Linked DNA regions of Mus musculus: region 1 is linked to region 2. A link is a loop called in an ENCODE intact Hi-C map of the cell type or tissue named here. Cell type or tissue: left cerebral cortex. All regions are shown on one strand. Each heading gives the region's core, and the rest is flanking DNA. Links, peaks and the distances in the headings are about the cores only.

What was found. Peaks named below come from ENCODE experiments on the same cell type or tissue, not always from the same donor. Only the 100,000 strongest peaks of a DNase experiment are listed, where the experiment ranks them.
Region 1: it touches region 2 in a loop (6-fold over the local background); 5 of 42 quality-filtered maps call a loop at or near these places.

Annotation. Positions count from the first base shown.
Region 1 is chr8:71,716,285-71,731,699 of GRCm38, reverse strand. It overlaps Fcho1 (FCH domain only 1), which reads left to right and starts at 6,019. Exons shown (of 28, transcript NM_028715.3): 1 at 6,019-6,067; 2 at 9,841-9,881; 3 at 10,396-10,448; 4 at 13,322-13,413; 5 at 14,190-14,264; 6 at 14,417-14,558; 7 at 14,776-14,928; 8 at 15,039-15,143. The coding sequence starts at 10,422. In left cerebral cortex, for the core only: no CTCF peak of the experiment used is centred there; DNase peaks (open chromatin) are centred at 5,952 and 6,424; H3K4me3 peaks cover 1,978 bases; H3K27ac peaks cover 1,715 bases.
Region 2 is chr8:71,661,976-71,677,390 of GRCm38, reverse strand. It overlaps Unc13a (unc-13 homolog A), which reads left to right and starts at 5,634. Exons shown (of 44, transcript NM_001029873.2): 1 at 5,634-5,765; 2 at 10,721-10,750; 3 at 11,313-11,412; 4 at 13,115-13,232; 5 at 14,105-14,228; 6 at 14,463-14,536; 7 at 14,856-14,910. The coding sequence starts at 5,744. It overlaps Jak3 (Janus kinase 3), which reads right to left and starts at 1,008. Exons shown (of 25, transcript NM_010589.6): 1 at 808-1,008. In left cerebral cortex, for the core only: no CTCF peak of the experiment used is centred there; DNase peaks (open chromatin) are centred at 5,606, 6,185, 6,627 and 6,864; H3K4me3 peaks cover 2,202 bases; H3K27ac peaks cover 2,298 bases.

The DNA.
Region 1 (15,415 bases), core at 5,370-7,869, 54 kb before region 2:
CTAGCTTTGGCATAAAGATGGGGTTGTCACAACAGGAAATAGTAACAACCCAGTACCACCCTGGGAATGGGTTACTCCCATGCAGGAGAATTAAATGGTGAGAGCTCTCTAAAGTTCTGTCTGCTGAGCAGAGGCTGACAGAACTCAACAGAGAGACCCACATCTAGCTCAGTACCCAACCCTAACCAAAAGCAACTCTCCTGTCAGTAAATAAGGAAAGCTCTACTTGGGGCAGGCTGCCAGTGCCTGAGCTCCTGTCCAGCCCTAACCAATCAAACCTCCCACTAGTTGCTTTAGAGAAGAGGACTCCTAATGGGGCTTTAAGGAGACAGACAATAGCCCCACTCCAGCTGTTGGCTGGGGTAACTGTACAAAGGGCTCGAGGTTGGGCTGAGATTGGATTACCTGCCTGTTTATTCATACACACACATTTATCCTCAGCCACCCAGGGTAGAGAGGGGATTTAGCTACAGCCCATGAATGCAAAGACGAAGAGTTTATGTGGGAATCATACAGATGACAGGAATTCATCTCTGTCCGTTTCTACCTCTTCTGTGACCTCCCTTTCAAAGCCAGTCTGCTCAGGGTTCAGAAAACAGACTCTAGCCCCATGAGAAACTGAATCATACATAGCTTTCCCCTCCAGGGGAGAGATTTAAGGCAGTTTTGGCAGAATCCTTTCTTCCTCAAGGGATGCCTCCTTAGGGAAGGGGAATCCTGGCACAACCCCACATAAGATGGTAATATACCAAGCCCCCTTCTGGCCCTGGACCAGGTTCCCCTCCTGAGGACGAGATACCAGACCTTTACAGGTCTGCAAGGCCTCCGTGTCTATTTTCCCACATTACCTTCTCAGACTGGCATAGCCAGGTATCTGCCACTGCTTGAAATGAACTGGTAAGCAGACTCTCTGCACCAACTTGTGTTCTCACTCTAGAAACTTCCAGAAGTCCAGGCCTGGAAGGTCCCCTGGGGAAGAAGGGAAGAAGACAGCGTCCAATCAGAAGGATGCACAGGCAGGAGGCTCATGATGGGCATGGAGGTGGCAGGCCTGTCTTGTCCATTCAGTCATGGGTCTGGGTTAGCGCTCTCCCCTAGACCGTGTAGGGTCATGGAGGGACAGAAAACATGTCCTGACCAGACTGAGATGGGCTTGGGGTCCTAAGGAGAATGTGGGTGCTTAGCAATCTACCCTAGATGGAGTGTGGATTCAGGTGGCTGGGAACAGATCAAGCTGAGGCCATTTTGCTGTGTTGTGGCCAGAGGTTCTATGCAGCTCTGTCCATTGCTCCTCCTAGCAGTCCTGGATAGCAACACCCCCAAAAGGACTCCACAGAAGTGAGGGTGCCCTGATGGTCTCACTAGGATGCAACTCAGTGGTCCCTCACCCTCACCCCGTCCCTGACCCTGAGCAAGCTGTAAACAAATGGCGATGTGTGGACATCTCACCACCAGTCATTCCATTAGGGCTTCTTGAGCTAACAGATGGCCAAGGAGTGGGTGAGTGGGCGGTGGTGGCCCATGCCTTTAATCCCAGCACTTGGGAGGCAGAGGCAGGCGAATTTCTGAGTTCGAGGCCAGCCTGGTTTACAGAGTGAGTTCCAGGACAGCCAGGGCTACACAGAGAAACCCTGTCTCGAAAAAAACTAAAAAAAAAAAAAAAAAAAAAAAAAAAAGAATCTTTTAGCCGGGCAGTGTTGGCACACGCCTTTGATCCCAGCACTTGGGAGGGGTCAGCCTGGTCTACAAAGTGAGTTGCAGGACAGCCAGGGCTATACAGAGAAACCCTGTCTCGAAAAACCAAAAAAATTGGGGGGGGGAGGGTATGGGGGACTTTTGGGATAGCATTGGAAATGTAAATGAGGAAAATAACTAATAAAAAAATAAATAAAATCTTTTTTTAAAAGTTAAAAGGAAAAAAAAAAAAAAGAGTGGGTAAGTGCTTGTAGTCCTTCCTCCTGAGAACTGTTCTAGGGAAGACACAGAACGGCCCAGGGTCCTGAGGCTGCCATTCAGATGACTCTTGTCAACACTTTAATGTGTGTCACTACAGTGCCATAGTGTAACATTGAGCAAGTGGCCTAACTTGGCACCTGATTTCCATGGTACCCACTCCCCTGGCAACTCAGCAGGGACTCAGGACCCAGGTGGCCCGGGGTCTGACTGATAGGGCTACAAGGAATCCTGTTTGGGGTGGGGAGGGGCGGGCACGGAGGGAGGCTGGTTTGGGGGAAGGTTGGTGAGAGGAATTAGCACAGCGCAGGGCGGGAAGGGGCTGGGACTGAGGGCAGGAGGGGCGGCGGAGAAGGGCTGGTGCAGAGGCGGAGATGAGTCTTAGGCAGGGGTGGAGCCAAGTACCTTCGCAGTTTCCAGGATGCTGAGGCAGAAGAAGATTGACATTGAGGCCAGCCCGAGCTACGTGGTAAGACTGTCTGAAATTGAGGAGGAGGAGGAGAAGGAGGAGGAGGAGGAGGAGGAGGAGGAGGAGGAGGAGGAGGAGGAGGAGGAGGAGGAGGAGGAGGAGGAGGAGGAGGAGGAGAAAAAAATCAAAAGCGGCATTTGCCTTGCAAGCCTGAGTTAGATTCCCAGAACCCTGCTTAAAAAAAAACTGCTCTTGTGGGGCTAGAGAGATGTGAACGTTCAGCCGTTATGACTGCTCTTCCAGAAGTCCTGAGTTAAATTCCCAGCAACCACATGGTAGCTCACAATGGGATCCAAAGCCCTCTTCTGGTGTGTCTGAAGACAATGTACTTACATGCGTAAAATAAATAAAATAATACAACAAAAAAAGTGGCACAGCCCTGTAATCCCAACACTGAGGGGGACAGCGAAGAAAGGAAGGTGCTTGGACTTGCTGATTCCCCAGGATCACCCTATATACATGCACACACACACACACACACACACACACACACACACACACACACACACACACGTGTGAAGCGGGGGTGGGGCAGGGGGAAGGAGCCTTCAGGGACTCGCGCTGTTGTCTAGAGGCTGCGCCTTCTCCGCCCTGGCGTGTTCCTGAGGCTTCAGTATCGCCTTTCCTGGTCTTAGCCACAGCCTCTGAGCTTTGGCTTCCTCTTTGAGCTCGTTCCTGGCTCAGATTTGCAAGGAGGGTCGGGTGTGGGAATGTGGGTGACACCTCGTTTGACAGCTGTGTGAGGCATCACATCTCCCCAGGTTCCCGGCCTTTCGAGGACAGAGCCCACACTGGGTAACCTTTCCAAGGTTCTCAGGAGGCTTTGGAGCCAGAATAGCTAAAGGCGAGAAGATGACCAATCAGTAGGGGAGCTGGCGGATGGGGGCGTGGCCCAGTGTAGCACATCATCTGAGTGTGCGCAGACGTCTCAATCCCACCTTATCTTCCACCCCACCAAAAATAAATAAATAAATAAAAATAAAAAACACCGTACAGTGTTGGGAGGTTCCTGCAAGGCGGGTGGGACATGCACGGGGACTGGGCAGGGCCTGGCGTGCGTCTTGGGCTCAGACCACGGTCACCTAGAAAAGGCCACCCAGATCATAGTTTGCCAGCCCTGGTCATATCAGAGCATCATGGGAGAGCAAATCTGCTCACCACCTCACCACTCAGAGCCCAAGAAAGGGAGAAGTGACCCTTTCCTCCAACTGAAGCCACGCCTCCTAATGTGTCCATCATCTCTTCGGTCCTTTAGCTGAGAGTTATTGGTGGACTCAACCCATTGGTGCATCCCAGAAGGTTTTTTTGTTTTGTTTTGTTTTGTTTTGATGTATGTGAGTACACTGTAGCTGTCTTCAGACTCACCAAAAGAGGGCATCAGACCTCATTACAGATGGTTGTGAGCCACCATGTGGTTGCTGGGAATTGAACTCAGGACCTCTGGAAGAACAGTCAGTGCTCTTAACCACTGAACCATCTCTCCAGCCCGCAGAATTTTTCAATGTAGGAGCCCAGGCTAGCCTCTGAAGTGCTGGGATCCAAGCAGGAAGTACTATGGCAGTCAGTGGTTCGCTCCGCAGGTTTTATACCCTTGGGAGGACATCCCACACCTGACCCGTTCCTTTCAAGGCTCTAGTGCAAAGTATTTTATTGTGATGAACATAAAGTAATGGGGTGGGAATATTGCAATCACTGGCTGTCGTTCATCACCGAAGGAAGTAGGGATAGAAACTCACACGGGGCAGGAACCTGAAGGCAGGAGCTGGTGCTGAGGCCACGGAGGGGAGCTGCTTACTGGTTTGTTCCCTGTGGATTTCTCAGCCTGCTTTCTTACAGAATCCAGGACCACCACCCCAGGGATGACCACCCACAATGGGCTATACTGCCCCCATCAATATCTAATTAAGAAAATGCCTCACAGCTGTATCTCATGAAGCTTTATCTCAACTGAGGCTCCTTCCTCTCTAGATGACTCTAGCTTGTGTCATGTTGACACACGGTCATCAAATAGTCACCAGTTGAGATATGTGTATAAATGGTACACACACACACACAATTACAATCACACTTTTCCTCCTGATAGTCCACATTCGGGGAAACTTTCTCCCATTTCCTGTGTCCTCATCACGGAGATACGACTGAGTCATGTCGAGAATGAGGGCTGCTATGGGGGTGCACACCCCTGAAAGGGCCTGGGAAGTCTTGAGTTCTAGACCAGCACCTGCCTAGAACCAGTCAATGACAGGTGACAGTGATCACAGGTCAAAACCTGTTCCATCCGACTCTGATGGCTTTGCTTCAGCCCCTGGAACCCACCCTACTCCAGCTCTGGACACAGCAATGGCATGCATGCACACATCCACACACATATGGGGAGGAGAGAGAGGGAGGAAGGAAGGGAGGGAGGGAGGGAGGGAGGGAGAGAGAGAGAGAGAGAGAGATGCTTTTCTTACCATTCTCAAATCCCAGAACCCAAAGGTGACTCGAGGGCTCTTGGGCCAACAAAAGGACATGTGAAAAATGTGAACAGCATGGAGAATGGAGAGCGGGCTATCTTACCAATTGTGGCAGATGGTCACCAGTCAGCTGGGTGTGGGGCCTATCTAAATGTTTAATCTTTATTGTTTGAATTGATGCATAAATTGATTAATTGATTCATTGGTAGTGTGCACATGCCACAGGTTAGAGGATACTTTTCAGGACTCTCTCAAAAAATCCAGGCTTTGCTACAAGCATCTTTGCCCACTGAGCCATCTCACCGGCCCTGAAGCTAGTATTTAGCTATGTATGGTTGCCATCAGAACCCGGCATCATTTGGGGCAGAGCTGCAGTAGATGGTTCAAGTAAGAAGTGGGGCAGCCTCAGTCTGGGATGGACCTGGATTTGATTCCCACCACAGGAAAATGCCCAAACTGAGGTGTCTGGGGTCCAAGGCTGCAGGGGCATGTACTGGAGATGAAGGGCACTTAGCTTTCTGGTTGTGCCCAGGCCAGTGGTCCCACTTCCTTGGAGGTGCTTCTGGGGCAGGGAGAGAGATGGCTCAGTAGTCCTGAGGATCATCATGCTGCCATGTGACCCTGAACAAGAAACGGAGCCCAGGCCGGGGAGTTAAGTCTCTCGAAGTTGTCATATGGGAGTGGAGTGGACATGTGGCTCTTGCTTAATGCTGGGGCAGCCTGGCTTCATCACCAGCACACAGCCTGAATAAATAAATGGCATGTCACATGAATGGATAGACCAGAGTTGCTATATGACCTCCAAAGCAACTCCTAGCCATGTTCCTTGATTCCTTTGTTTGTAAAATGAGGCTCAATATTAAATGTCACCTAATTCACAGCCTCGGAGGGGTTCTCCAAAGAGCCATGTATGCAGTAGGTACTTAATAAAAGCTATCCCCTCTTTCCCTCCCAGTCTCCCGAGAGACTTGACAGGTGCAGAGATCAAGGAGCTTCTCCTGTCACTTTAAAATATGCAAATAGCCTGCGGATGAATTTCCAGGCTCAGCCAACCAGTGCAGGGTTTATGAAGCACCGCGGGGCGGAGCTCCTCCTGACCACACCCATGGCGGGGCCAGCAGCGCGCTCCGCAGCGCGCGGGGAGGGCGGGGCGCGGGTCTGGAGCGCGCAGGTAGCGCCGCGAGAGGCGGTGAGTGTCCCCGGCGCGGGGCTCCGGTGCGGGGTGCGGGGTGCAGGACGCGGGGGCGGGGTGCGGGGCGGGGACGCAGCCTCCATCCTGACCCGGCCCGAGCGCAGGTGCCGTCTGCAGAAGGCGGGGCGCCACTCTATGGCATCTCTCAATCCTGGGCTGGGAGGCTGAGACCCCCCCCAGGACCCCCAATCCCTCTTCCGGGTCTCTAGCCTGGCCCTAAGCTGGGGGCCGCCTCCCTCGCTGCCCCTCTTCCTCGCCTGGGAACGAGGGTCTCCTCCTTTCCTTTGCACCCGCTCTAGGGTTGGTAGGCTGGTGGGGGTTCTGTAGGGCGAGTGTGGTGGAATTGCGGGGTATCTGGAGTATGGAGCGCGGGATCCCCTCCCGGGGGAACGGGGCCTGGAGAGGCCTGGAGCCTGCACCAGGGACTCCCGCGCCCTGTTAGGGGGGCAGCCGGCATCTGCTCCAAGGGACAGAATTAGTCTAGGTGAATGAGGATGGGGTGCAGAGAAGGTCGGGGATGGCCGCCCCTCCACTTGCCCTCAGCGTCGCAGGACCTGCTTCATGGTGACCTTGGGCAGGTGACAGCACCTCCCTGATCCTTAGTCTCCTCCTCAGAATATAGAGGTTGAGGAAGCCAGACTATCTGTCTCAAATTCCCAACACCTGTGCCCCATTTTCTCCAGATGGGGACCACAATCTTTAGTCAAATGTTAGGGCACTCTGGTTTTGGCACTTTAAAAGGGGTTGAGCCTGGTGTGGTCATTACAATCCTCTGGTGGCTGAGGCTGGAAGATCTGCAGCTTGAGGCCAGCCTGGGCTACATTCACAGACTCTGCCTCATTAAAAAAGCATAAACAAAACAAACCATGATTTTGATTGATGGATACAGTCTAGCCTGGGGCGGAGCAGCGAGACCTAAGGCCAGCAGAGGACAGTTTCTATCTGACCATAAGATGGACGGGCCTCCAATCAAGACCCAGACTTTGTCACTGTGGTCCCACCCATGTGGCTGCCCAGGTCACACCCTGACCCACATACCATCACCTACAATAGGGTTCCTAGGCTGGTTCCTGGGCGGGGTCCCAAGTGGAAGGTCAGGTCTTAGTCCCTGCCTCTTGCAGGATAGTAGGGTGAGTCCCAGGCAGGAAGCCTGACACCCCCAAATTTGTGTGCCCAGACTGGACTTAAACTGAGCCTTCTGTGAAGTGGACTGAAAGTCTGTAGGAAGATCAGAGGTGGTTGTGGGAGTGACAGCGCGCCGTAAACACCCACTCCTATGATAGTAATTATGATATTGCATTCATTAAATGGGGTCACAGCCAAGGAGGCAGTGAGATGTCTTTGAAGGGTGTGACCAGTGTCACTAGCACCCCAAGGACTTGGGTACACAGTGGTGCTCAAAGTATGTGTGACAAATGAAATGACTCAGTGGAAGGCTTGCACAGTGGCCTCAGTTTCCCTGTAGATTTCTGGCTGGTGTGGGAGGGGAGGCAGTGAGGGTCACACTAGGGATCAATGGCTGTGGGCACAGCCAGCCTGTATCCAACCCCCAGAGTGCAGCTCTGGTCTAGTCTTGCCTGGCTCAGTTCCCTGGTGCTGTTCACCCACCTAAGCCTCAGGTTTTGGGGACTCGGTGTCAGGAGATGGGGTGCTTGCTCTGTGCCTCTGAGCAGTGTCTGTCCCTGGACCTTATTCTAGTATTGTAGAGCCCAGAAAGCCCCAGGTTACATTAGGTAAACTGTCTTAGGCTAAAACATTTTCAGAGGCCTCTATTGGTGTTTTAACTTCTTTCCAAATCACACGGTTTAAAAACACAAAACGAAACCCCAAGAACAAGGGGCTGAGAGACGCCTTGTAGTACTTAATATTTACACCACACCATCACCCTAGCACCCAGAGGAGGAGACAGGAGGATCAAAAATGTGAGGCCATCCTCTGCTACATAGTGAATTTTGAGGCCAGCCTCAGCTACTTGAGACCATTTCTAAAAACAAACTTTAATCTGTTGATCCTAAAGTAATTGTAAGAATATTTGAGTTTCCCTTTCTGAGGGTGAGGCTTCACCTGTCTTCAAGCCTCGGTTTCCACTCATGGGCATACTGACCTAGCGCAGGCCAAGGTAGACACTTGTGGCTGTCTGTCTCTCTGGTAATGATCATGTCGCCTCCAGTCTGCTCCCTCACCTCCCCCATTTGTGTGGCTGCCCTGTGACTATGGGGAGGTCCCAGGGATGCTGGGCGGGGAGGTGACGGTTGGGTGGCAGGCAGGGCGGGCCAGGCTTCCTGTCCTCCCCCAGACACAGAGGCCTCCAGTTAGTGCTGGCGGAAGTGTCAGGGGTCATAGCCTCCCGGTGCCTACCCCATCCTTCAGGGGCCCCAACTCTCAGTGCCCATCGGTGAGTTTGACCCCAATCTTTGTCTCCTCAGAGCAGGAAGTTATCCCACAGCCGTGGCTCCGGGTCTGGGGCCAACGGTCGGTCTGTCACTTCCTGGCCAGGTGGCAGCCTCTGGGCCTATCCTTGGCCCTACTCTTCAGGCGGGAGGCCCTGATCTGGGTGCAGGTTGTGGCCCATCAAGGGCTGCTGGGTAGAGCCAGATGGGTGGTCATGGCCCTGATAGCTGGTATCTAGCCAGGTGGGGTAGGGAACAGCATGAAGTATGCCCCCTAAGAGTGGCTTTTATGTTAGGGTGGCGGGAAGCAGGGTGCTGTCTAACATGAGCTCTGGGGACATTGATGGCTTCCGGGAGACTGTTGCCCAAGATGACGAAGACAACTGTCATCTACCCAGCGTGGCCCCCAGGCATGTGTGCAGGAGGGCTTGGTTCACAGGGGACATGGATTTTACTTATATAAAGATCAAGCTGCCACATTGGTGTAGGGTCCTGGTCCCTCGGGACACTTTAGGGGGTTCAGATAGGCTGCCTGGTCCTAGCTAGACACCAGGATAAGCAGGGAAAGGTGGGTGTAATGCTCCAACCTGTCACCCCAATACTTGGGAGACTGAGGCAGGAGGATGACCCTGAGTTAGCAGTCAGCCTGGGATACAGGGTATGGCTCTGCTTAAAAAAATAATCAAACAAAAACCTCCCAATATGGACATTTGCTGTTTTCCACCCTAGAGTATCAGCCAGTCTTACACAAGAGAGGCATGGTCCAAGCCAAGGCTGGAGGGTGTCCATTGGAAAATGAAATCATCATTTGCCCAATGCACTCATAATCTGCTGAAGGACCCCAGCTGCCAGATCCCTCCTGTTGGACCTAAAATCCCCAGCATCCTTCCTGTATCTGGGACACATTGCCTCTCTAGGCTGGCCCAGGGGAGCCTGTGCCCAGGTCCCCTGCTCCCCATCAGCTCCAGTCAGGTGCAGTGACATGCAGTTGAGTCCCTGCAGAGGCTGAGGCAGGAGGACCCAGAGTTCTAGACCAGGTTGGGCTACAGAGAAAAAAAGGGGGGCAGCTAATTTCAATGTTAGGTAAACTGAAGCTAAGGGTTAAGTGAGTACCCTCCCAGTGGGGCCCGGGTGGTCCGGTCCTGTGGTCCTGTGGTCAACTGCCCCGTCTCATCTGTCGCTGGGCCTCCTGGGCTCCAGCTGTCACCACACAGCCCAGCAGCTCATGAAGTATGGATGAGAACAGACAGGCTCCTATGACAGCGAGCCTCCCTGTGCCCAGGATTCTACACATCCTTCTGCTGCTGCTTGGCCCCACCCCTATACAAAGTGACCTGAAGTCTCTAGCTAAACCTTCTCTGGGTGTTCTGTCTCCTACAGATGGAGAAACTGAGGCACAGAGCTGAGTGAATTGGAGCCAGGTGAGCAGTGGCCTCTGAGCAGTGGTTGGTATTCCTGGGGCCCCTGATGTGGGAACTGACCGTGATGCCCAAGGGGACCCTGCCCTCCCAGGCTCATCATGCTGAGACTGTTCCCACAGAAACCACCCCATTGTTTCAGTCGCAAAATCCACTGTCCCTTCCTGCCATTTGACCTTGGCAAGTAGCTTCTCCTTTTGGGGTGTAACTCAGTTTCCCTACATCTGAAATGGCCCAGAACCATCGTCTATAATTCAGTTCATCCAATACCACTCTGGCCCCACAAATCCATGCTTTAAAACCCCACCTGCTCCCTCCCCTCCAGCTCCTGTCCCCTTCCCCCTGTCCCATCCCAGCCCCATGTGTTCCTGTTGCCTAGGGCTACAGGACTAAGGCTGGACTTGCTCCTGATCTGGGCTTTCACTCCCTTAGTCCCTGTAACAGGGAAGGTGTTTGGAGTTTCCCTACTCAGGCCCTTAGTTATGGCCCAAGCCCTCCACCCTACCTCTCTTTTCAGACAGACGCAGGACAGAGGCCACCAGGATGTCCTATTTTGGGGAACATTTTTGGGTAAGACCTGCTGTTTCTTCTGTTTTGTTCTTTGCTATCATTTCTGTGGGAGCTCACAAAGGGATAGAAGGACTTTTATGGTCAAGGGGAGACTAGGCAGATGAAAGACAGAGGTTAAATCACGGATTGCCTTGACCCTAAGCAAGGAACAGATTAATGCACTGAGAACTCAGCCCAGAGCAGCATGTGTGTTCTGAGAATCACACAGTACAGCAGTACAAAGCTGGGTGTGGGGGTACACACCTGGGATTGCGGACTGAGGAAGGCTGAGGCAGAAGAATGGCAGCTTCAAACCTGCCTGAGCTGCAGAGGAACATGTTTCCACGATAACATGTCAGCGTAACCTGGCCTCGAACCTGGGGTCAAATCAAATTTCCCAGATCAAGGCCAACCCAGCCAGGGAAATTCCGTGTTTATTTCCATCTTGGGAATTTGGGGTTTTTTTAAGGAGTAAATTGACTCCCTCCTGACCTCTGCACCCTTGGCCATCTAGGTCCTGCTGCAAACCAGGTCTGGGAATGAGAGACTCTCACAAAGCTGCATCTGAGCTCTGAGAGAGCCACTTCCATTCTTGGGGACCTAGAGAGCCAACCTGATCCTGCAGCTCAGTCCATCTCAGTGCAACCTACAGCCCAGTTTGTTGCAGCCCCGAAGGCTACTTTTCAGGATGTGCAAATGCCATTACAACATCAGGAAATATCCTGAATCTATCTGAGAGGTGTGACACTGGGTGGCAGTCAAGGACCGAGGTCTCCTCCGGGTTGGTCTGGCCAGGGAACTGGAGAGCCACCAAGGATGTAGGAGCAGCATGGAGTCAGAGAGACACCAGGCTCAAAAGCCCCTTCCTCCTTGGTAGGCCCACAGCTTGCAAAGTGGTAGCTGGTTGCTAAGCAACCCGTTGCCCCTAGCAACAATCCCCACTCCCTCCCCAGCTGGAGCTCTTCTTAACTTGCCTCTGCTTTCTTAAAGGGCCCACCATCCCTTGCCACCTGCAGGGCTCAGGCTTCTCCCTAAGACTCATATTCTCCCATGGCCTCTGAATGGCTGAGTGTCCCCCTGGAGGTGTCGTCCTCTGGTCTACATGGAACCTCTGTCCTGCAGCAGCAGCCCAAGAGACACCCACATTTAGGAGGGGTGGCAGTAGCACCTCGGTGGATTGTCAGTGTTTTATATTCCACGAGGTGTGAAAAACGGGGGGGCGGGGGAGAGGAGAAGTCAATGAGCAAAGAGAAAATAGAAGCCACCCCAACTTCCCTCCCATGCATACCCCAAGATAGCATGGCTGAAAGGGGCTCAGACCGTTGATTCAGGATCCCACTGGCTCAGAGGTTCTCCCTAGGAAGGGGCTGGCCAACCAGCCTCAGTGTGCCTAGGACAGGAAATGAATGAAAGTTGCATCTTTGCACATAGGTCTGTGGCTGATATATAGGAATCCTTTTCTGATTTTGCTCTGCTGGGGATAGAACTCAGGGCCTCACATGTAATAGGTAGGGGCTCTACCCCTGAGCCACACCCCCAGCCCCTCACTGGAGGATTCTAGGCAGGGGTTCCACTCATGAGCCACATGCCCAGCTCCTCACTGAGAGCCCAATGCTGACTGGTATTGGTGTGCCCCAGTTCCTTTGAGGTAAGTCCAGGTCAAAAGCCTAGAGAGCACTGAGGAGCTACGGCAGATGTGTAAGCAGTAGATATCAAACCGTGTTAGAATGTCCTTTGGCTGTCACCCAGGAGTTGTGATCAGAGACACAGGCCCTAGAAGTCCCTCCTCAGACCCTTGCTGCCTGCCCACTCTGTGGAGACAGAAAGTGCCGAGGGCTTGCCAGGTCTGGGAACTGGGCCAGTGGGTGGCTCTGTGTTAGCCCCAGATAATGCCCTGGGCGGCAGTGCCTGGTGCAGCCTCACCCAGGATCCCCAGCAGCAGCAGGTAGGCTCAGTGGGAGCTGTGTGTGGAGCCCTCATTATTACCCAGAAGGCCTGTGTGTCTAGCAGAGTGCCAGACACATCTCACTCATAAAGCCATTGTGTGGCAGCTGCTACCATCATCGCCTCTATTTTTCTCACACGACAGAATTAAGGCTCAGAGAGGTGCAGCCACTGCCCCAAGTGGCCCATTGCACTTCAGTTGGAAGAGAGAAAATAGGGAGTGGAGGAACAGACCATGACCTGTCGGGAGGCTGGAGCTCTGCGTAGCTATGGAGCTGTGGAATGGTCTGTAGGGAAGCTGGGGCGGAGGGGGTTGGGGGAGGCAGAAATACCCTAAGGACTTTTGGGGCAGCTAATGGACAGTAGGAGCTACTGATTACAATGACTCTAAAGTGAGGAATGGTGGGCTGTGGCTGGGACATTTGGGCCTGAGGTTGACATGGGTTTGTCCCTCTCTTGGCTTTGGTAGGAAAAGTGCTTGTCATTGCTGTGGCTGGGACATTTGGGCCTGAGGCTGACATGGGTTTGTCCCTCTCTTGGCTTTGGTAGGAAAAGTGCTTGTTATTGCAAGCATCAGGATTTCATTTTTAGACCCCAGCAGCCAAGTTAAAAGCTGGCGATAACCCCAGGACTGGGGAGTTGGAGGGAGACGGATCTCTGGGGCTTTAATTACGGGTTTCTGGTTCAGTAAGAGACTCTGACTCAGAAAATGAGATGGAGGACGATGGAGGAAGACACATTAAGTGGACCTCTGGCCACACAGAGACCCAGGAAGTGGAGGTCTCAAGGATGCTTCCCTCAAGCCAGTGGGGAAATGCAGCCTGCTGATTGGTTAGGTCTCTCCTCCATCTCTACAGTCATTTGGCTCCTTGGTCTCCAAGGCTGGTCTGTGTTGCTAGGCAACCTAAATGCCCTTCTCTGACTTCTACATCTCCTCTCATCCCTTACAGGGCGACAAAAACCATGGCTTTGAGGTCCTCTACCATTGTGTGAAGCAGGGTCCTGTGGCCACCAAGGAGCTGGCTGACTTCATTAGGGAAAGGTGAGCCACACCCACTCGGAGACTGGGTGCTGGGACACGCCCACCAGAGCTCTCCCTCAAAGCACCTTCCCTGGGACTCCAGGAAGGGTCAAGGGGGCAGATCTTCTGGGGTTCTGGGAATCAAATGACCTGTTCATCCCAGTTCCTCCAATCCCGCAGGCCCACTTCTGCCTTGAGATGCCTTTGTTTATCTTTATTTTACTTTCTATTTTGATCTTATCTGTGTAGAGGGTCTGTGTGCATGGGGCATGTGATGGGCAGAGGACCTGGTTCTCTGCTTCCATCGTGTGTGTTCTGGGGTTTGAACTCATGTCACTGGGCTTGGCTGCAAGCACCTTCATCCATTGAGCCATTGCACTGGGCTGCATGCCCCTTTTAAATCATGCCCCAGGGGTCTGATGTCTCCTCTACTGAAATGAAGATCACTACTCATAGGGAGAGTTATGATTCTGAGTGCTAGCATCAGAAGTGAAAATATATATATTGCTGGCACTGGGGGTAGTTGAAGCCAGAGAATTACCATGAGTTTGAGGCCCATCTAGGCCACACACATGGCCAGTTCCTGTGTCAAAGTAAAATAAAATAAACAACAACAAAAAACAGCTAAATAAAATAAAAATATTACTTAAGGAAATACAAAATTACCCAAAGGAAATAATTATCCAGTCAACTTGGAACTCTTTTTTGAGAGCAAGCTGTAGAGATGGGAAAACTGAGGCAGGAAAATGCCTTTCTCAGGGTACTGTAATCTGCTCTTTGCCCCTTCTCTGACCCAGGGCCAACATCGAGGAGACATACTCGAAGGCCATGGCCAAACTCTCCAAGCTAGCCAGCAACGGGACCCCCATGGGGTAAGTGCAGCTGGATGGGTGAGGGACACTCAAGTGACCTTGGCCTGGGACCAGATGGACACAACTGCCAAGTACCATATCAGCAATGACGGCAGTGTTGTGTGTGAGGGGCCCCTGGGGTATCAGATGAGCTGGACTCTGCCTGTCCCCAGGACCTTTGCCCCGCTCTGGGAGGTCTTCCGTGTGTCCTCGGACAAACTGGCACTGTGCCACCTGGAGCTTACTCGGAAGCTGCACGATCTCCTTAAGGATGTGCTGCGCTACGGCGAGGAGCAGCTCAAGACCCACAAGAAGGTAATGGGCTGCCCCAGCAGGTATGCAGGGTCATTGGGGCTCCCGGGACCCCAGATGAGCTTGTGTACACATCTGTAACTTAGTGTGTATGGATGGGCCCAGAAGAGCATGCATGAGAGCCACAACCCAGCCTCTCCGGAGGTTGGGGGGAAATCCTAGGCAGGGTTCCACCCCCAAGCCACACTCCTTCCCTGCTTGCCTCCTCATCCCACCACAGTGTAAGGAGGAAGTTCTAGGCACTGTGGATGCAGTGCAGATGTTGTCAGGCGTCGGGCAGCTCCTGCCAAAGTCTCGCGAGAATTACTTGAGCCGCTGTATGGACCTGGAGAGGCTGCGTAGAGAGAACACCAGCCAGAAGGAGATGGACAAGGTTTGTTAGTCTCGTGACCAGAGAGAGAGAGCAAGCATGCCACAAAGTGATAGGCACTACACTGGCAGGGTGGTAAAGCCACCTGACTGTCCCCCATCTATGGTTTCTAGGCAGAAACCAAAAGCAAGAAGGCTGCCGACAGCCTGCGGCGCTCTGTGGATAAATACAACTCAGCCCGAGCCGACTTTGAGATCAAGATGCTTGATTCAGCCCTGGTGAGAAGCCCGCTCCGCTCTGTAGATCTCACAGTCCCTGCTGGGGCTCCCCATCCTTGGAGGAGCTGTCTCTCAGCTGTAGGAGCTTTAGAGTCATGGGCTGGGAAGCCAAGCTATGGCTATGGTAACACACACCTGTTACCTAGCAGTTAGGACTCAAGGCAAGAGGATCAGGCGTTCAAGATTTTATATATATATATATATATACATACATACACACACACATATGTATGTATGTGTGTATATATATGTATATATATATACACACGTAT
Region 2 (15,415 bases), core at 5,537-8,036:
GAAGTCCCAGGCCAGCGCATGAGACTGTATTTTAAAAAATAAAAAAATCTAGCTTGGCGGTGGTGGTGGTGCATGCCTTTAATCCCAGCACTCTGGAGTCAGAGGCATGTGAATCTCTGTGAGTTGGAAGCCAACCTGGGCTACAGAGTGAGTTCCAGGGCTACACAGAGAAACCCTGTCTCAAATCGAGAACTGAAGAAGTCATTAACCTATTACCAGAGGTGGTGGTACACAACTGTCATTATATGTTCAAGGTCAGACCCTGTCTCAAGAAACAAATTAGGGTGACCAACATGGCTTAGGGAGTAAAGACGCGCTTGCCACCTAGCCTGCTGGTCCCCAGGATCCACATGTTAGAAGGCGCGAACCCACTCCTCTGACCTCGGAACATGTGCAACGCACACACACGCAGAATAAAACAGATTAAAATGTTATAGAAGTGTACAAAAATAAAACCATCAACATTGTCTTCCCTGTTCTTTTGCTCCTGGGAAGGCTGCAGGAGGATTGCTATGAGTTTGGGGCTACATAGTGACTTCTAAGCCAGCAGGGCTACGGACGGAGAGCCATCCTCAAAATATAAGACATAAAACAACAAAGCGGACACGAATATTAAAGAAGTATGAGATTATACCAAATGGAAAGTTCAGGCCCTTTACTTCCCCACTCCTAGAACAGGGAGGGTGGGGTTGGGGAGCCCGCCGCGCATGCGCGCTGCTGAGCCGCCAATGCGGTGTCTAGGCAGCGCCCCGCTCCCGCTCCCGCGCCCGCACACCCGCGCCCTGAACCTGTGCCCCGCGCTCCTACCTGCAGCTGTGCCGAGGCAAAGGACAGCCGAGGCTGCGACAGGAAAGTCCCTGCTCCTTCCTGTGCGGCCCCTGAGCTTCCTGGCCGCCGTCATTTACGGAAAGTCAGGGCGCCCTGGGGGCGGGGCGGGGCGGGAAGCCCGGGGGAGACTAGAAACCTGTGCCGCAGGCCACCCTTCTGGGGTGGGAGCTGTGCAGAGACAGAAAGGCTGGGGTGCTGCTGGGGACCTGAGCTTACAGAGCACTCCCCGCCTCGGGCTCCTGTCTTTGCATGTCCTTGGAACAACCTGAGCCAGCCCGGGCAGGGACTTGCTGCGGCTAGAACACATTTCAGGCTTCAGTTTCCACTCCGCCTCCAACCTTTAACCTCCTAAAAGACACACTGCGTAATGTTTAAAAAAAAAAATTACGGGCGGAAAAAAACCAAACCTCTGGGCCTCCAGTCCTAATGAACTAAGAGGGGCCTTCTCCTGGGAAGCCCACCTGCTTGCTGGGCGTGCCCCCACTTCCTCTGAAAACCTCGCCTTTTATTCTGCTCAAAAGCTATGAGATGAGGCTTGCTAGAAGGCTGAGGAGTATACGCTATCGCCACACAAATCGACTTGAGTTCCATCACTGGAACCCACAGGTACAGCTTGGAGGATTCTGAAAAGAACTCCTAGGCCTCAGATGGTGATGGCAGGAGCCCGTTCTCCAGTCCTCCATCCCTGGCTATGCACCCTGGTGCCTCCGTTTACCCATCTGTTGCCAGTGGCAGTGTCTGCTGCATGGGGTAGAACTAAGAGTGATCCTGGGGGAGAGAACTGTGCAGCTGTGCTTCCCTAAAGCATGCCAAGTTCTGTTCTCAGATGCCCCTCCTGGTGGGTGCCTGGGACCCAGAGCATCCACAAGTCCTTTAACACCACACACAGCAGGTCAGGCCTCTGTCTGAGAGAGGATGACGTGAGGAAACAGATGCCAGGAATGGAAACGTGAAGAGATAGCAGGTGTGATGCAGACGATGAGGCAGAAGACTGGCAGAACAAACCAATATGTGCCACACAGCTCACTGGTGGAGCTCCTACCTAGAATCCCCCAGTGAGGGGCTGGGGACACGACTCAGGGGTGGAACATTTGCATAAGCACCAATACCTGAGATTTCATCCCAGTTGCCATGTAAAACAGCTGGATGGAGGTAGGAGTATGGCTGGGTTGTTACTGGCCACCAGCATAGCTCCTTCTCTGGCCCTACCCATGTAGGACACGAAGAAGACACCAACAGGCCATTGTAGCACATGTGTGACAATCCCACCACTCAGGAGGCCAAGGCAGGAGGATTGCTGCCAGTCTGAGCCAAGCCTGGTCCACATAGAAAGTTTCAGACCAGCTCAGACTATACAACTAAACCTTGTCTTACAAAATAAATTTTAAAAAAATTTTAAGAAAAGAAGAAAAAGGCAACTGTTGGGTTCTGTTACAAATAGTTCAAAGCACATGGAACATAGCAATATTTGTGAGAAGCAAGAAGCAGCAAAATAAGGGAATTAAATTTGGGGGGCAATAGGGAGCCTGCAGGGCCTGTCATCCTCCATTCTGTCCTGGAGTGGCCTCACCTCTGCCTTACTGCTGAAAGCTAATTAAAATTTTTTAAAAAGTGAAACGGGTACTCTTTTTTTTTTGGGGGGGGGGGTCGAGTCAGGGTTTCTCTGTATAGCCCTGGAACTCACTTTGTAGACCAGGCTGGCCTCGAACTCAGAAATCCACCTGTCTCTGCCTCCCAAATGCTGGGATTAAAGGCGTGCACCACCACACCCGGCGAAACAAGTACTCATAAGAATTGGAGCCCTTGGGCTGGAGAGATGGCTCAGTGGTTAAGAGCACCGACGGCTCTTCCGAAGGTCCTGAGTTCAAATCCCAGCAACCACATGGTGGCTCACAACCATCCATAATGAGACCTGATGCCCACTTCTGGTGCATCTGAAGACAGCTACAGTGTACTTAGATATAATAATAAGTAAATCTTTAAAAAAAAAAAAAAAGAATTGGAGCCCTTAGGATTCCCGAGTTTGTAGGTTTGGATTCAAAAACACAAAGTCATTTGTTATAATCCCTCTTTTGCAGATGGCAAAACTGAGGCACCAAGAGTTGGGAGATATGGGGGTGGAATATTGGGAATGGAACCTAGGACACTGTGCAATCCAGTCCCCCCAACACACATACACTGTGGTATCCTAGGCAGCGGTGTGTAGGGGTTGAGTAAGACTGTCCCCTATAGGCTCATCAGGAAGAGGCACCATTAGGAGGCATGGTCTTATTGGAGGAAGAGTCACTGGGGCTTTGTAGTTTCAAATGCTTAAACTAGGCTCAGAGTTTCTGTCTTCTTGCTGCCTGTCGATCCAGATGGAGAAATATCATGTCTGCCTGGGCACTTCCAGGTTTCCATGGTGATAGTGGGCTAAACCTCTGAAACTGTAAGACAGCCCCAACTAAATGTTTACTTTTGTAAGAGTTTCCTTGGTCAAGTTCTCTTCACAGCAATAGAAGACTAAGATAGGATAGGGTCTGCCCCTGAGTCATGTCCAGCCAGTCACAAAATATTCTGGGTAAGACCTGAATGAGGCTCCTGTCCCAAACACTCTGTGCTCTAGGAAACTTCTGCCTTGTTCTAGGACAGAGATAGCTGGAGGTCAACCTGGCCTTACATAGATTTTTGAGGCTTAACAGGAGGAGCCCAGTAGGTTGTATGGAGGACAGTGAGCATGGCAGTATTGAAAACAGGAGCCGGGCTGGAGAGATGGCTCAGCGGTTAAGAGCACCGACTGCTCTTCCGAAGGTCAGGAGTTCAAATCCCAGCAACCACATGGTGGCTCACAACCATCCGTAACAAGATCTGACTCCCTCTTCTGGAGTGTCTGAGGACAGCTACAGTGTACTTGCATATAATCAATAAATAAATCTTAAAAACAAAAAAAAAAAAAAGAAAACAGGAGCCAAGGACACTAAAGGAAGGAGCTCAGGCTGCGAGGAGCTGGCTCACAGGTGGGAGTGGAGGCTGCGCAGCGCAAGACAGGAGGCTTAGCTGTCTGGGGCAGTTCACTCAGGGCCACCCCTATAAACAGTGAGGAGGAGTCTAGAATTTACACCAACACATAATTAGCTCAGCATGTGAGCAAGCATGAAGGTCACTCTGCAAAGGGGGAAGGGGGCAGGGGAATTGAGCATCTCAGTGGTTAGGAGTACTGGCTCCTCCAGAGGACCCAAGTTTGATTCCTAGCACCCACAAGGTGGCTCAGCACCACTGCAACCCCTGTGTCAGTGACCTGACACCCTCTCCTGGCCTGTGTGGGCACCAAGCACTGAGGTGGGACACAGACATACAAGCAGAACAGTCACAAATGTAAAATAAATGCAAATAAATTTTAATTAGAGCAGCAGAGGGCTGTGAAGATGGCTGGGTAGCTACCATGCTCCTGAGGTGCCTAAGGGAAGTGGAGGTGCCAGGGTGGCCGCCATTCTGTCTCCAAAGCCTACAGGAGGAGCTGCTGATACATACCTCCAGGCCCTTCTCCAGGAGCTGCCAGTCTAAGCTGTGAGCTTAGGGCCAGTAAGACACTGCTACCAACAGCTACAATGATGAATAAGTGACCTGTGCATGAGGAACAGCATCCAGGGTTGTTCACTGGGCTTACATGCACAGGTGTGTGTGCTCAGACACACTCACATACACACACACTATCAGATACAGACACATACACTCAGACACACAGATACACAAACACACACTCAGACATAAACACATACAGACACACTCATACACACACACTTATACAGACACAGACACACAAGCACAAACACACTCACATAGACACATACAGACACACTCACACACACAGACACATGGACACACACAAACATACTCACATGCACACACAGGCACATGCAAACTCTGTCTTACACACACACACACACACACATTCCACACATGGAAAAAAATCAAGAAGCTCTGCACAATATCCCAGTGAGCTCCTCCTGCCAAGCCTGAAGCCATGAATTCTATTCCTGGAACCCACATAGTGGAAAGAGAATCAAGTCTGGAAAGTTGCCTTCTGATCTCCATGGGCGCTGTGATATGTGTGTGCCTCATTTCTACACACATAAACAATGTAATGTATAAAAAAAATTTTAGATTTATTTTGCTTTCTGTGCATGTCTGTGGATGGTTGGGAGCTACCATGTGGGTGCGAGGAACAGAAGGCTGGGGTCTCTGGAAGACCAGCTGGTGCTCTTAACCTCTGGGCAGCTCTCCAGACCCAATAAACGTGTGTTTTTTGTTTGTTTTGGTTTTTAGAGATAGAATCTCACTATGCAGACTAGGATGGCCACAGACTCGCAGAGATCTATTACGTCCATGGCCCGCAAGAAGTAAAGTTATAAAATGGGCAGAGATATGTGCCTGTGGTAGAGTATATGCCTCATACGGGGAAGGTAAGGCACATGTCTCGCAAGTGTCAGTACCCGGATTAAAAAACAAACAAAAAAACCAATAAACAAACAGCTTCCTGCGGCACTGAAGATGGGGAATTGACAGCAAATAGCAGTTCTGTTACCCAGGAGAATGTAAAACAAGAGCACAGGTTAGGTGGCTCAGAGAGGAAATAGAAACGTGGAGACCTAGGTAGGTGGAGCACGGACAGAAATACTCATCGAGGCTGAGCCAGAAAGCAAAGGGCTTTGAAACAGATACGACCTGGCCTGGACTCCCCGCAGTTTACGAGCCCTTTAAGGCGTCTGCCCGGCCCCGCCCCGTCACGCGTCTCCGGCTCCGCCCACGCCGCAGCGTCAGAGCGCGTCAGGCGCTGTCCGCGCCCCCGGTGCTGAAGCGACATGGCCGGCGGCCGGGCCCCGGCATAAGCCCTGAGCCCCGCGCTGCACCCGCCGCGCTCTAGCCGCCTGGAGTCATGTCTCTGCTGTGCGTGGGAGGTAGGTTCTGCGTGGACGCGGGAAAAGTGCGGGGTGTGCGTGGATGAGCCGAGTCGGGCTGCACAGCAGGGGGACCCCCGGTGCGCGCTTCAGGGCGCACTTGGATCAGCCCTAGGTGCTCTTCCTGTCACTCACACGAGTGGATGAGGGACTCGGGGCGCCTGTGTAGACGGTTTATAGGCCCTGGTTGGGGCTGAGGAGACGGCGGACCGTGCGCGCGAGGGTGGGGCGTTTAGGGGTAATGGGCCCGGACTGAGCGTAGGAGCAACCTCTCCGATCCCCAGTATGCCCTAAACAGTGCAGCAGGCTCCGCGGAAGCTCGTGGCTCCCTCTTCGCCTCACCCCTAGGGCTGGAGGAAGGGAAGGAGATGTGGGGGAGCAGCTATTTTGGGGCCAAAACGCCATCTGCACCGAGGCCCACGCCCAGGCCCACGCTCCGCATTTGGAGAGTAGGGAGGGAATAACGGGAGAGGTGTGACCCCTGCACCCCTCGAAGTTCCGGGTGGGGCTAGGCACGGCTGCCAGGTAACTCTACAGCGGGAGACCTTGGGCGACCGACTGGCCATGTAGCGATGCGTGCCGATACCGTTGTGAGCTCTAGGTTTGGAGGGTGGGGGGTGAACCCCCTACTCCCTTTCCCCTTCCCACCTCCAGGAAGCTGTGTAAGGAAGAGGGCGAGTCTCCATCCCCTCAGAACCCAGGCGGCGGGAGACCTGGGCGGCGGTGTGCGGATTTGAGCTCCGCGGCTGTGTAGCCCTAGATGGCCCCGCCCCTCTGCCCCTCCCCCTCCCTGTCCCCCCCTCCCCCTCCGCTCGCTGCTCCATTCACAAACCCGGCCCAGCCCGCCCGCGCCCCGCGGTGCATCGCTCTAGTCTGTTGGACGCGGGTGTTCTTAAAGGAGCAGGAACTCTTTTCTCTGACCCTGTGCCTCGAAGGTTCCGACTGCCCAGGATTACTGGGTATCCGCGGCTTCCAGACCTGGGAAGTAAGCGGAGCTGAACGTGAAGGGGATCCTCACCTCGGGAGCTCCCTGAATCCCGTGTCCTCCCATCCTGCCTCCTGGGGCGGGGGGGGGGGGGCGCGTCACCCCAACTCTGACGCAAACCGGAGGCTCAGCTGTGGGGGTGGAGGGCGTGCAGCCTAAGAAAGGAGGCTTCCAGAAAGCCAGGCCCAGGAGACATTTGTACTGAATTCCCTGGATACCATGGTGGGCAGAACAGGGAATGAAGGGTAGGGCTCTGGGGAGAGGAAACAGGCAGAGAGGTAGGGAGGTGCAGGTGGGGCCTGAGTGGGGCGCTGGGCGTGGTAAAGCTGGGCCTGGAGGTGTCCAGTGGACCTGAACTCACCCTCACAGTCAGGGAACACCTTCATTCCAACCACCCACGACCCTCCCCACGGACGCTTTATGGCTAGGGCTGCCATTGGATATATGGGGGCTCCAGGCTCCTCTGCAATGGAAGCTTCCATGTTGCAGATACAGATCTAGATTGTACACACAGGATGCTAAGGAACGTTTAGTATATACACATAGATAGGCAGGAGCTGAGGCTCAGTATGCATAGTGCTTGCTACAGTGCTCATAGCTCAGTTGGTACAGTGCTCATAACTCGGTTGGTATAGTGCTTGCAGCTCAGTTGGTACAGTGCTCATAGCTCAGTTCAAACAGTGATGCCCAGGATGCACAAAGGCCTGTGTTTCATCCCCAGCACTGCATACATCAAACCTGTCAGCACATGCCAATCACCTCAGAACTTGGGAGGCATCGGCAGGGACTCAGGAGTTGAGGCCAGCCGGGGCTAAACAAGCCTTGTCACACATACAGAGGAAAATGTAGGAAAAAATATCCCTTCCCATCTCAACACAGGCACATACTTGACCACACCTCCTGAAACACACTTGGTCACAGGCAGATACACTACGTACATCTTAGACCTGTGATCTCACCTGACTGTATGTAGGTATGAGGAGGTCAAAAAAACAATTTGGGGTGTCTGCTCTCTCCCTCCTCCACTGTGTAGATCCCAGATGCCTCGGCCATTAGGTTTGGTGGCAAGAAGTCTGCTGAGGCATCTCCCACTTTGTTGAGACAGACTCTCTTACTGAAACTGAGCACACAGATTGGCTGGCCAGGGGATCCCAGGATCCATTTGTTCCTGCTTCCCTAGAGCTGCGGTTACAAAAGACAAATCCAGTCTGACTCTCTAGGGGATCTGACTCAGGTTTTAGTTTTTTCATAGTAGCTAGCTTACAGCTCTTTCCTCCATTTAAAAAAAAAAAAAGATATATTTTAACCGGGCATGGTGGTATACACCTTAATCCTAGTACCTGGGAGACAGAGGCAGGTGGATCTCTCTGAGTTTGAGGCCAGCCTAGTCTACAGAGTGAGTTCCAAGACAGCTGGGGCTATGGAGAGAAACCCTGTCTCCAAAGATAGAAAAAAAAGAAAAAGAAAAAGATCTACAAACACAAACAATCACTATGAGAGAGAGAGAGAGAGAGAGAGAGAGAGAGAGAGAGAGAGAGCTGGGGTGTGGGTATAAATTTGTCTTGAAACTTGAATAGTACCAGAGTTGAACCTGCCCGTCCATCATAGTAACCCCACTACACAGACGAGGAAAACTGAGCCCCAGAGAGGTTCATCCACTTGCCTAGAAACACACAGCAGGGAGAGGACTCCCTGGCTAACTGTGGGCTGGGCAAGAAGGTTGGGTCAGGGTCCTTCAGTGAGGTGCCTGACCTCCACGGTCTGTTTCCTTCCTCCTCTCCCAGAATCCTTTGCAAAACGCAGTTCCCAGCTGCCCTACAGCTGACACTATCCAGCAACAGGGACCTGCCCCCTGCGACTGTCTGTGCTGCCTCCTGTCTCCTTCATGTTACTGTAGGATGGAGGGTGACAGCCCTGGCTTTGTCCATCCCCGGTGCCCAGGCAGCAGCTAGCATCTTACTGTTGTCATCCATGGCTCCTTGAAGGTCTGGTGGCCTTGCTTAGTATGCCCTGTGCCCTTCTAGATGCTTCCCTGGTGACCAGGTTCCCCACCCTACCCTATGGATATGGACAAGTCTCCCCTAGACAGTCTTTAATCAGAAAACGGATCTGAGTATCCGAGGCTGCCAGCCAGAGAATAAAAATAGTGCGGGTGACAAGGGATCAAAAGGAGGGGCAGCGGGGAAACTGAGGCCGTGAAAGGCGACAGAACCTGAATCGATGCCAGAACCTGAATCGCTAGCAGCCTCGGTGCGCTATAAATAGCTGAGCAGACCAGGCACTTCCGCCCGCTGACCCCAGCACTGGGAGGTGGCGGGATGTGACGCGGCAGTGACTCTGGGGACGTGATGGGGAACACACACACATATACACGGAGCAGTTGCACTAGCAGGACCCAACCCTCTAACACCCCAGACACCCGGAACTTCTGACCTGCATCTCCCAGATTCCTGGCCTCCTCCCCCTGCTCTGACACAGCCTTCCCCCAGACACCCTCCCCTATCTGACACACCCGCCCCCACCCAGGTCTAAACCCTACTTCTACTCCCAGACACCCTCCCTTTCCCTGCTGTGACACACCTTTCCCCAGATACTTTCCCCCTCCCCTGCTCTGACATTCTCCCTCCCCCAGCTGTCACCCATCCCTCCCCCAGGTATCCTCTCCCTCTCCCTGCTCTGACACCCACTGCTCCAAGACACCCTTCCCTGCCCCCAGACACATGGAATCCTTGCACAGACAACCTAAATCCTCCGCTTGTGAATATCCCACCTTTCTCCTTCTCAGACTCCCTTTCTCTCCCAGAAACTTCACCCCTAACCACCCTCCTCCGGGCTCCTCCCCCACTGTGGCTGCCCCCCCCCCCCAAGGCCCTCTCCTCTACAGATTGTCCTTACTCAGGTCCTGGGTTTCCTGAGTCCTAGCTCAGAGTAAGCCTGGCTTGGGTGGTCAGAGCAGCCAGCCAGCAAGGGTTTGCAGGACCTGAACAGCCTTAACCCTCCAGCCCCAGGGCCTGCTGCATGGAGGCTGAGGGTCACAGAGAAGGGGGGACATGACAGAGAGATGGAGGAGACAGCAGCCTGGAGGTCTGGGAAGATGTGGAGAACACAGTGAACTTAGGATGAAGGCTCAGAGCTTTAGGATGTAGCTCAGCCTTTCCTCACTCTGGGACTGAATGCCTTTCCCCTCCCCCACTCACACTCCACAATCCTTTGTGTGCAAGGCACGAAGACAAATTTATTGGCATTTTAAAAATGAGTTTTTCAACAGGGGCTGGGTGATGGCATAGGAGCTCAGACACTGAGAATCTCAAGGTCTGGAACGTGTGCATGCGTGTGTGCGTGTGTTGTTATTTGTGAAGTGAAAATCACTCGTGTGTATGAGATTGTCTCTCATGGGCTGTTCCTAGTCACCAGGAGCCAGCTGTGCTGATGGTGTCTGGGAGCGAGGGCTGAGAAGACAGGAGAGCCTGACTTTCCAAGTCTTTTATCCTCCATGCTCTGGGTTTGCCTACTGTCTGGAAAACCAAAGAAGGGACAGAGGGAGGGACTGGTGGATCTAACCTCAGGCTCTACCTACACCAGGCTTTGGACTGAGTGAGGTGACAGCTGAGCCAGGATCTCAGGATTGTCCCCTCATCTCCATATGTCTATGTCATCCTGGAAGGCCTCTAAGGGAAGGCCTCCTGCCAGTTCCCCAGTTCCAGCTTTATTTGAGATGGGGTCAAGAGCCCATAGGGAGGCTGGGGAAAGGGGAGGGCTGTGCCCATGGGCCTGATGCCTTCTGCTCTGCGGCTCTCTGATGGCTTCTTCTCTCTCCTCCTCCTCCTCCCTGCCTCTGATAATCCTCCCTCCATCTCTCTCTCTCCTATGTCTCTTTTCCCCATGTCTCTCTGTGTCTCCATCTCTGCATCTTTCTCTCTCTCTCTCATCCCCACAACCTTCCTGGCTCTCTCCATCTCTCTCTTCACAGTCAAAAAAGCCAAGTTTGACGGTGCCCAAGGTAAGTATTCTGTCCTAACTGTCCTGTACTGTCCCCGTCAACTGTCAGCTGTGGTCCTGTCTGTTCGTCTGGTCTCCTTGGCCTGAGGAAGGACTTTGGCAGCTGCTGCCATGCAGAGGGCAGGTTCATCTTAGGTGTGAGCTTTGTCCCCCAACTAGGTCAGGTTCCTCCTGGAGAGGAACCCAGGGGTAGACAGCGCCTGAGACCCAAGGGGAATCTGAGGCTTGCACATGCCCGCACCAAACTCCAGCCCTAGCCCCAAACTGTCTGTATATTTTACGTCAGGGTCTCCCTAAGCTGGCTAGGCTAGCTTGGAACTCATTCTGTAGCTAAGGCTAGCCTTGAACTCACCATCTCCTATATGACTTGTTAATCCCTCCTGTCGGTCGTCCCAGATGAAAACCAAACCCTTTAGACTTGGCATCCATTTCCCCGTGTAATTTAAGAATGGATGATAACTGGCGGTTCTGGGACCCGGGTCTGCTGGGCCACCCTCCGAGTTGAGGTGAGCATACGGACCCAGGAGGGAACAGCTGGCCATTGCCCCGCTCTCCCGCTGCAGAGAAGTTCAACACATACGTGACGCTGAAGGTGCAGAACGTGAAGAGCACTACCATAGCTGTACGTGGCAGCCAGCCCAGCTGGGAGCAGGACTTCATGTTGTGAGTGTGCAGCCCCGCCCTCCCCGGCCAGGTCAATAGGAACCAAGCCCACAGCAGCCGCATCTGACACGCCCACCACAGATCCCACAAGGTCCCCCCCACTAAGGACTGCTTCAGCCAGAAGCCCTGTCCACAAAAACCCTCCAGCTGCTGAAAAGTCTGGTCCACCACTGTCCCGCCCACACAAAGCCCCAACCCGAACAGGCCCCGCCCAAACAAACACGCCCCCCTAAGCATCCCCTCCCACCAGAAAGCCCCGCCCACAACCACGCCCACACCCCTCTTCAGGCCATCCCACTGAAGCACACTTGACCCACCACAAACCCCACCCACAATAATCCGGCTCCATAGCTGGCTCCTCCTACAACCCCACCCCCACCCTGCATTGCTTCTTGCCCAGTCCTCTCCCTATCTCCTTTGTGACCACACTACAAGCCCAGGCTCTACACCTGCCTCCAGGGCCCTTCTTTTTTTTTCTTTTTTTCTTTTTTCTTTTTTTTTTCTTTTCGAGACAGTGAGGCCCCACCTCCCGTGCCCACAGGCCACAGCTACCACACTTCCCGGCCCCTCTACCCCAAGACCTGCTCCTCCGCCCTCCCCTTTACTTCCTGTAGGGTGCTCCCCTCCAGGCAGAGGAAAAGATTATAAATGCTGAAAGCCACCTCAGTGTCACCCAGCAGCTCCCTCAGTTCCATCCTCTCAGCCTTTGCACCCCCCCCCCAGATGGCCACCCCCTCCAGGACGCCTTCCCTGACCCGCTGCCAAGCTGCGGAGGTATCTTGGCTCCTCTGCACACTTCACCACGGAGGGGTTCCTCACTCCTGCCTTGTTCAGCTCCCAGCCTCCCTCTGCTGTAAGGAGGGTGGAAGCCCACGGTGACCTCTGAGGGTACACTACACCGGAATCAGTCGGGTGGGGAGTGCACAACAAACACTAGTCACTGAATACCTATTCCTTCCTCTGTCAAGCCCCAGCCAGGCAGGCCACACCATCCACATTTTAAAAACAGTCTCTCTGTTAGGCTCAGCTTTATCTGTTTCTAAGACAGGGTCTCAAGTAGCCCAGGCTGACCTCACCTCACTATATCACTGAAGATGACCTGAAACCTGATCCTCCTGCTTCAGTCCCCCCCCCCCCCCGTGCTGATCGCACAGGTGTGTGCCAACACACCTGTTCCTCATCACATCTGTTCTGATGTCCAGCACCTGGGTGCATCCTATTTTGTGATTATTTTCATTCTTTTAAATCAACTGTGCACATTGCACTGGGGGGTTGCTACCATGAGTCCCATTTAATAGATGAAGAAAGGGAGGCCCAGAGAAGTCACATGTTACAAGAGTGAGCCCCGAGTTATACCTCCAGAAGAGAATGGTCAGGGAGGAACGTGTTCCTCGCCTGCCCAGCCTTGCTGGGGTCTCATGACCCCACAAAGGGCCAGTAAGATAAGGGTGAGTTGCTACCTTCTGTTCCTAGCCCTTCTCTTCCAGATTCAACTCTGGGTGCCTACAATAGTCTGAGCTACAAGCTCTTCCCTGTGGCCTCAGTTTCCCCTCCATAGAATGAATCAGTGTGTTGCCTTTCTTGGCACTGGCTCCTCCAGGTCTGGCTTCCTACTGCAGTATGCTATGTGTCTTCAGGCCAGCGCACTGACCTCTCTGAGCCTGCCTTCTCTCCTTCTCATCCCCCTGTGCTGTGCACACAGTGAGATCAACCGCCTGGATCTAGGCCTGACCGTGGAGGTGTGGAACAAGGGTCTCATCTGGGACACGATGGTGGGTACTGTGTGGATCCCGCTGCGGACCATCCGCCAGTCCAATGAGGTGAGTGACAGGTGGAGAAGAGGGCCTGGCAGAGACCCAGGGGCTGTGTCTAAGGAAAGTAAGACTTGCTCCCCCTACCCATGTACTCAGCTTGGGTCACCACCTAGTGATTTAAAGCATTCACCAGAGAATTCCAGATGTATTGCCAGTTAAGGGCCCAACCTGCTCTTTCCTGGCCTTGTGGGTCCCAGGACTGTGGGCTCCTCAGAAGCCAGGCTGGTGACCAGGATCTCCTGGGGACTAACAGCACCCAGGGTGGTCCAGGCTTTGACAAGGCTTGTGCTTGTCATTTAATCCATAAATAACTGAAGAAAGGAAGGGAACAAACGCAGCAGCCACACAGCAGCTGCCACACAGCAATCATGCAGCAGCCATGCAGCAGCAACACAGCAGCCACACAGCAGTCACGCAGCATACTCGCCGCAGACATGTAGCAGACACGCAGCAGCCATGAGACCCAGAGCCAGAAGTATCTTGAAGGGGACCCAGGATGTTCTCAGTGGCCAGGTTGACGGTAGCCTGAACCCTATAGGAGCAGCCAGTGTTCTCCATGGAAGATTATCATCGTATGAGTAGTAAAGAAATAGAGAGTCAGAAGGACCCCAGTTGCTCACAGTGCTTGTTTTCCTGAGCAGTGTGGGGGCCTCACTCCCTTGGGCAGCTTTCTGAGGGTGACCAGGAACTGGGTTTACTGTCTGGAGGCACAACTGTAAAATCCTTCACCTGGGAAGTGGGGTCTAACCTTTGCTGTAAGGTGAGAGAGAGCAGGTTGAGGAGGCTACCTCAAGAGAAGCTAGTGTGCAGCCAGTGTTTGGGCCCTGCCTCCCCCCGGGGGGCTCTGACCCCTGTCCCGTGCCTTCACCCATGCCCAGGAGGGCCCAGGAGAGTGGCTCACACTGGACTCTCAGGCCATCATGGCGGACAGTGAGATCTGTGGGACCAAGGACCCCACCTTCCATCGCATCCTCCTGGACGCTCATTTCGAGCTGCCGTTGGGTGAGTCCCAGGGTGTGTGGCCAGACCCAAGGTCACAGTGCCCACTTGGGGACTGGGCTGGGGAGGCTGTATCCTTCAAGGTCCTCACAATCCCTCCCAGAGCTCCTGGCTTCCTGCCCCTCCCCATCCATCTGTTCCTGGGGTTCCCCAGGAACTCCCCAATCACTGAACCAGGGCCCAAGGGAGGGAGGCCAGGGGTCCCCAGAGCCCGGGACGTGAAGGTTCTGCTTGTAGACATCCCTGAGGAGGAGGCACGCTACTGGGCCAAGAAGCTGGAGCAGCTGAATGCCATGCGTGACCAGGATGAGGTGAGTCACCTCCAGGTGAGCTTCCTGACCCAACCTCTCCAGGGACACATGGAGACATGAAATGCCCCATCTTCCCTGCCATCCCAGCCTTAGGCAGCTCTCCCTTCTGTGCTCAGAGTGTCCCAATCCACAGCTCAAACTCATGCGGTGTTCTTGGGGCTTGGGGGAAGGAGGGACACAGCAAAGGGCTGTCTGGCTGCTCCTCTTGGTTTGCCTTCTTTGTCTCTCTGTCCTGCTCCGTGGCTGCACAAAGTCAGATGCAGTGGGCTTACCAGAGTGAGCCGTGTCCACTGTCCCTGACACACCGTCCCCTCCCCAGTACTCCTTCCAGGACCAGCAGGACAAGCCGCTGCCAGTGCCCAGCAGCCAGTGCTGTGAGTGCCACCCGCCCGCTCCTGCTCCCCCTCTGCCCACTCCCCCTCTGCTCGGTCTAGCAGCCAAGCCTGGTGTGCAATTCCTGCTTTGCTGTGTCCCAGCAGCTGCCTGGATGGCCTGAAAAAGTGACAGCCAGGGCCAAGCCAGACATGGAGTCCAGGGCTGAGGGACCCCATCCCACTACATCAGCCACCACTGTCTTAGGGTTTGACTCCTGTGTGACCCCGCCTGACTAGAAATCCTGGGCTTCAGCCATCCTCCTGCCTCAGGTTTCTGAGCAGCAGCGAGCTACTGCTGAGCTACTGCACTGTTCCTGCCTGTCACTGAAGTAGCTCACAGCCCAGTGTGGTCCAGCCTGGTTGGGGAGCACAAGAGCCTATGAGAGACTCTATCTCAGATCCTCAGACCAAGAGGAGGAGGGGGAGGCACAGCCCCTGGGGGGGTTTTGTTTGTTTGTTTGTAGGTTTGTCTTTTGTTTTGCTTTTTAAAATCCCCCTGCTGGAG